Regions from separate parts of the Homo sapiens genome. Here region 2 is linked to region 1. A link is a contact called in ENCODE Hi-C or POLR2A ChIA-PET data. All regions are on one chromosome and are shown on one strand. The core of a region is the stretch at or near the end of the contact, and the rest is flanking DNA. Distances in the headings are between cores, read along the strand shown. Region 1 overlaps DYM (dymeclin). Region 2 overlaps DYM (dymeclin).

The links. A loop is a pair of places that touch in the nucleus more often than their neighbours do. ChIA-PET counts read pairs that join two places held with the same protein, here RNA polymerase II (POLR2A). Pooled maps may share reads with other maps.
Region 2: a pooled map shows a loop between it and region 1 (2.7-fold over the local background). The contact joins two enhancer-like sites. A Hi-C loop is called at or near these places in 1 of 37 single-sample maps with no recorded cell type and 2 of 50 pooled maps. POLR2A ChIA-PET finds 5 or more read pairs at or near these places in 2 of 52 experiments (PC-9 and naive thymus-derived CD4-positive, alpha-beta T cell).

The regions. Positions count from the first base shown.
Region 1 is chr18:49,054,521-49,057,295 of GRCh38, forward strand. The region is part of intron 17 of DYM (dymeclin); the gene reads right to left. Among named protein-coding and RNA genes, the nearest start is that of MIR4744, 6.1 kb to the left of the region's middle. Within about 2 kb of position 1,336, at least 12 of the 41 ENCODE cell types and tissues checked have a DNase peak (open chromatin) inside an H3K27ac peak, as active enhancers do.
Region 2 is chr18:49,397,633-49,400,516 of GRCh38, forward strand. All of the region lies in intron 2 of DYM (dymeclin), which reads right to left. Among named protein-coding and RNA genes, the nearest start is that of DYM, 62 kb to the right of the region's middle. Within about 2 kb of position 1,564, at least 5 of the 41 ENCODE cell types and tissues checked have a DNase peak (open chromatin) inside an H3K27ac peak, as active enhancers do.

The DNA.
Region 1 (2,775 bases), core at 86-2,585:
GCGTGAGCCACTGTGCTGGGCCAGAACTAAATTTAAAATATAGGAAATTATAAAGGACCACTTATTAGAAGTTACAAGTTAAGAAACACAAAGTTAAAATTAAGAAGCCCATCATGAGAGTGGCTCAAAAGACAGTTGCAACACATGGCATATCTAGGAACACCATGGCTGGCGACACAGAGGGACTTGGGCAGGGGGTCTCTGGGCACTAAGTTACCACCCAAGAGGGGCACTTACAAGGTTGGCAGACACGGATCCTGAGCTCAGGAAATGGTTTCACCACTGTGGAGTGTCCACAAGTGACACTAACAGTTTTTGTAAGTAAGGGCGAAAAGACTCTTCGGGAAAACATGGAGGATATAAAGTGGAGCCCCATGCTCGGGACAAGCTCTCCACAAACCATCGTATCATTGGCTAGAACTGGAAGCCCCCTTGAGTCTGAATCTTGAGCAAATGTCCCTGGTAGGACCTCTGTCACAGACCCAGGCTAAGGGGATTCACAGAAAGGAGAGAAACTTAATCTTCGGTTTTCAATTTCTCTCTCTTTTCTGGGGGCTGGTGGGAAGGTACAGACTCTCCTGCTGCCTTGGTGTGTGGGCAGGGTTGTGACTTGTGGAGACAGGGCTGGGGTGGGGGTTGCTGGAACTGCATGTGGAGGGACCCTCTGGAGCAGACAGAGGCTGACAGCACCCTTCTGGGGCCGATCTGCAGTGAGGTGTGGCTAGAGGTAAGTTTGGAGAGGTGGGTGGAGGCACGGAGGCAGCCTTGAGGGAAGCCTGTTCACCTGGGAAGCCTAGAGTCGAGGGGACAGATGGAGGACAGAGACTCGTGATCTAAAAGCCATCAGCTGCGGGGCACCAGGTGAAGTTGCCTACGCGTCAACTCCTCAGGAAGGCTGACTGCATTACTGAGTCAAACTGCCTGATGCAAATCAATTCCTACTTAGGAGGCTGGGAGAAGGAGAATATTTTGATTCCAAGGTAGGAGATGGGGGCAAAAGTGGAGAATTCTGCTGTCTGTCTTCAAAGATGATGATACTAATGAGAGACAGAATCTGAATACGAGGTGCCAAGAGTCCTTCCTAACCCACAGCAGTGATGCTGTCTTTGAGGTTCTCAACAGATTGGGTGGGATCCTGCCCATTAGTAGCCCCAGGCCAAGCTGCAGAGCTTCCCAAAATGCCGAGGGCCAAATGGGCAGAATGCTAAACGAAAGCACAGCAGCATGCTGTGGGTGAGTAACCTGAATTCCCTTTCTTGGACAAAGGTCTCCCCGCCTTCGTGAGAATGGGAAGGCAAAGACTACGATGAGCTGAAGCCTGGAAAGGCTGGGTGAAGAAATGTTTCCCTCCAGCGTTCCAGGAAATATCCTGGGAGGGCTCACACCAAAAGATGAACAAGCAACCAGCGGCTGACTCTAATGGAACAACGGCTTCCCGCTGCTGGCCAGTGAGGATGGAGGTGGTGACACTGCCACGGCAGCTGAGGCGACTCAGCCCAGCAGCCACGTGAGCCTGGCTAGGGGAAGTGAGTAATGAGGGGGCTGGGGGAGGTGCAGGCTGAAGGAAACTTTGGGGTTTCTCAAGTCGTTCCTGTCTCTTCAGCTGTCACCCTCTGCTCCCACTTTCCTGAAATGGAGGCAGGACTCTTCAGACAACTCAGAGACTCAAGAGCCACCAAATGGGCTCAGGCCCTGCTTTCTGCTAGCATTGCCACAGAGCCCCTAAAAGCCACTGAAGACAGGCCATTTTCATTGACACTGTCAGAGTAGAAAAGAAAGAGAATACTTGAAACTCTGTTTTCCAAAACCAAAGTAGAGAAAGCTAATAAGCAAGGGACAGGTGATGTGATCAGAAATCAAACAGGATTTGGCTCTCAGGCTACATGCCACTGAGGAGAGGAGAATCTTCACAGAGGGCTAATGAGTGTAAAAATATTCGTATTTGTAAGCTGAAACAAAGATTGAATCTCCATTAATAAAAGCCTATTCTTTTTCATTCATGATTCCTGCTTTATTTATTTTATTATTATTTTTAAAGACAGAGTCTCACTCTGTTGGCCAGGCTGGAGTGCATTGGTGTGATCTCGGCTCACTGTAGCCTCAACCTCCCAGGCTCAAGCGATCCTCCCACTTTAGACTCCCTAGTAGCAGGGACTACAGGCGCATGCCACCACAACTGGGTAATTTTTTTTTTTTTTTTGTATTTTTAGTAGAGACGGGGTTTCACCATGTTAGCCAGGATGGTCTCGATCTCCTGACCTCATGATCCGCCCACCTTGGCCTCCCAAAGTGCTGCGATTACAGGCGTGAGCCACCGCGCCCGGCCACACCTGGGTCATTTTTGTATTTTTTGTAAAGACATGTTTTTGCCACATTGTCCAGGCTGGTCTTGAATTCTGGGGCTCAAGAGATCTGTTGCCCATCTCAGCCTCCCAAAGTGCTGGGACTACAGGTATGAGCCATGGCCTGGGCCAATTCCTGCTTTTACCCTTTCCTGTACAAAAAGGCATAGGTCGTAAGTTTCATATCTCAGTGTGTTAGCAATGTAAAACCTGGCTCACCATATCCAAAATAGGGTCTTGATCTGGCCTTGGGCAGGCTAGAAATTTAACTGCACTGGTATAAATCCATGTGATCTGAACTTTTTTTTTGGTAATTTTCTTATGAAGGGAGCAGTTTCACAGTTTACAACTTTATGAACTAGCAATAACACCATGGGCAGGATAGAGGGAAAGTACATTCAGAGGTGGCAAAGCAGTGATGCTGACCAATCAG
Region 2 (2,884 bases), core at 314-2,813, 340 kb after region 1:
AGTAATTCATACCATCAAGATTTTTGACAAGAAAATTTTAGAAAAACTGTGGAAGAAAACTGATTGCTCTTAGTTCTAGCCATGTGTAATTGCTGACCACCTGAAATGGTCCAAACTGAGATTTGCTAAAGCATAAAATACACACCATATTTCAAAGGTTTTTAAAAGAATGTAAAACATTTCATTAATTTTATATTCATATAACGATTATATCTGGGAAACTGGGGTTAAATAAAATACATTAAAATTAAATTCACCTTTTTCATTTTACTTTTTCAATGTGGCTACTAGAAAACCTTAAATTACAAATGTGGCTTATCTTGTATTTCTGCTGGACAGAGCTGCTAGAACCTCCCAGCAATTAAAGAGTGTCATGCATAAAAATCATATATACACACAAAGCTAAGACTTACTAACTATAGTGAATATCCCGTTACCTTAAGAGTCTCAAATTATATGCATATTTTAAAAGATATCGTCTTTTTAAAGTTAAATTTTTTAAGTTTCACCTAGGACTGACTTTTTTTAACAAAATAACCTAGAAGTGATCCTATGATATAGTTTAAGGGTAGTAGTTTATGGAGACTCACCATATTAGATATTTATAAGGTGTCTGCCAGCCTTACAATGTCTCTCTGCTGTCTGTCTCTCTGTCTGCTGCCTCCCTACCCCTTTTTCTATCTTCCCACCTACTTTTCGGAGGTGAGCAGAGGCAGACAGATATGTGCAGCATGTCTCCGCTCCTGGCCACAGCTGACTAGTCCAGGGATAGACATCTAACCCAAGCCTAGCCCAAGTCTTAGAGAATTTAGAATTGAGATGGAAAGACAGGCTTTCCATTTGGCTAGAACTTGGCTGCATAGTTTAGGGCTGTGGGAGGCCACCCTCTACCGACAGAGTGGCAGAGAAAGCCAGTTAGTAAGAAAGATGAGTAAAAGCTTTGCAGAAAGAAAGACATAAACAGAAAGGACCCTCAGGATTGCTGATGGCTTTCCAATTCCTGGGACCAGTTCTTCCAGAAGCCTGAGTGTGTTCCTGATCTTGGATTCTATGAGACACTCCAGTGTCTTCATCACATCTTCCCCTTTTTCTGGCATATAGTAAGTAAAACTGATTTTTGTTGACAACCAGAAGACTTCTAATTAATAAATCACTGTGGTCAGATTTAATGATACACATTAGTAGTTGGCAAGAAATGGGAACTATGAATTACTCGGTTTATTGGTTACTCAGACAAAAAGTAAAAGAGGTATAAAATGCAAAGGATTGTAAAAAGCTTTATGAAATTAATAACTAGACCACATGCATAAAATCTATTTCACTTTCTTCAGTCAATGGCACTCTCTTTTAAAGCTGACTGGAACCAAGAGTTTCAATTATACACATATGGCTGTAATCTTCGAAGCTGCTAAATTTGTTCATCAGCAAATAGTGCTTGGGTGCCTAGGACATGCTAGGCTTCGTGAAAGATGCTGCCTCTGCCTCCAGGCTACATGGAGGAATGAAAAAGCAGACAGACAGTTCAGTACAGGGGAAGTATGAATTATGAAACCAGCCCTGTGTGTGAGCTCACAGGATGTGCACTCAACGTACCATAGAAGGAATCAAAGAGGCTATCCTGGAGGAAGTAACTATTCTTCCTGAAGGGCCAAGAGACATCAGGCAGGCAGAACAAAGAGAATAGTGCATGCAGAGGCATCGCAGTCACAGAGAGCCTGGCATGCCCTGGGAAGGGGTGGTTAATCAACACAGGGGAATGGCAAACTACAAAGCTGGAAAAGTATTCTAGACGGCTGGAATACCAAGTTCAGTCTCTCCATTTTTGTTTTGGGTATAAACAAAAACCAAAACAGGGCTCTGGTTTATTTTTACAACAGTATTAGCCTGAAAAGGGGATTAATTCCAACGTATATTAGTGAGGTTGGTTTGGACATCACTCCTTCCAGGAAGCCTTCTTTGATCAGGTCTCACCTAAGACAAGGTAAGAAGTCCATTCTCCACCCCAACACCCAACAGCTCTCAATCATAAAACTGAGCACGCAGCAGTAAGATTGCCCAGTTGCTTGTCTATGGCCCCCACTAGATTGTGGGCTCCTTGTTCATCACAGTATTCCAGCCTGGTACAGAGCAGGCAGTTAGGCACTGTCAGACACCACTCAGACCTTCATTACCAGGAGACAGAATTATTTCCCCTGGCTCCTTAGGAAACACTTCCCAGTCTCCAGCCCTCAAGGCAAGGTCTGCCGCTCAAGTTTAAATTTCTGTTAAAATATTTTTTAAAAGACATTTATTTTTATTTTTCTTTTTTTTTTTTTTTTTTTTTTTTTGAGACGGAGTCTTCCTTTATCACCCAGGCTGGAGTGCAGTGAGTGATCTTGGCTCACTGCAACCTCTGCCTCCCAGGCTCAAGCAATCCTCCTGCCTCAGCCTCCCAAGTAGCTGGGATTACAAGCACTTGCCACCACGCCTGGCTAATTTTTGAATTTTTAGTAGAGACGACGTTTCACCATGTTGGCCAGACTGGTCTTGAACTCCTGACCTCAGGTGATCCACCCACCTTGGCCTCCCAAAGTGCTGAGATTACAGGTGTGAGCCATAGCACCCAGACTAAAAGACATTTCTTTCTTTCCAAATATAAAAGAGCATATCCTTTTGAAGCAGTCTGATTTGTCAGAATTATCTGGAAAGCTCCCCACTGTGGTGAGCCAGCCAGCACCTGCCATTCTGTGACTATGTCCCCCAGGCCTGGATCCCCCAACACACAGCCACAATCTGAAACAGCACCACTGCCACTGCCTCGTTCAACAATCAACACTTTAGAGCAGAAGCATCTTCAGAGCCCACATTATAAGCTCCAAGAGAACAGGAAGATCTCATTCACTTA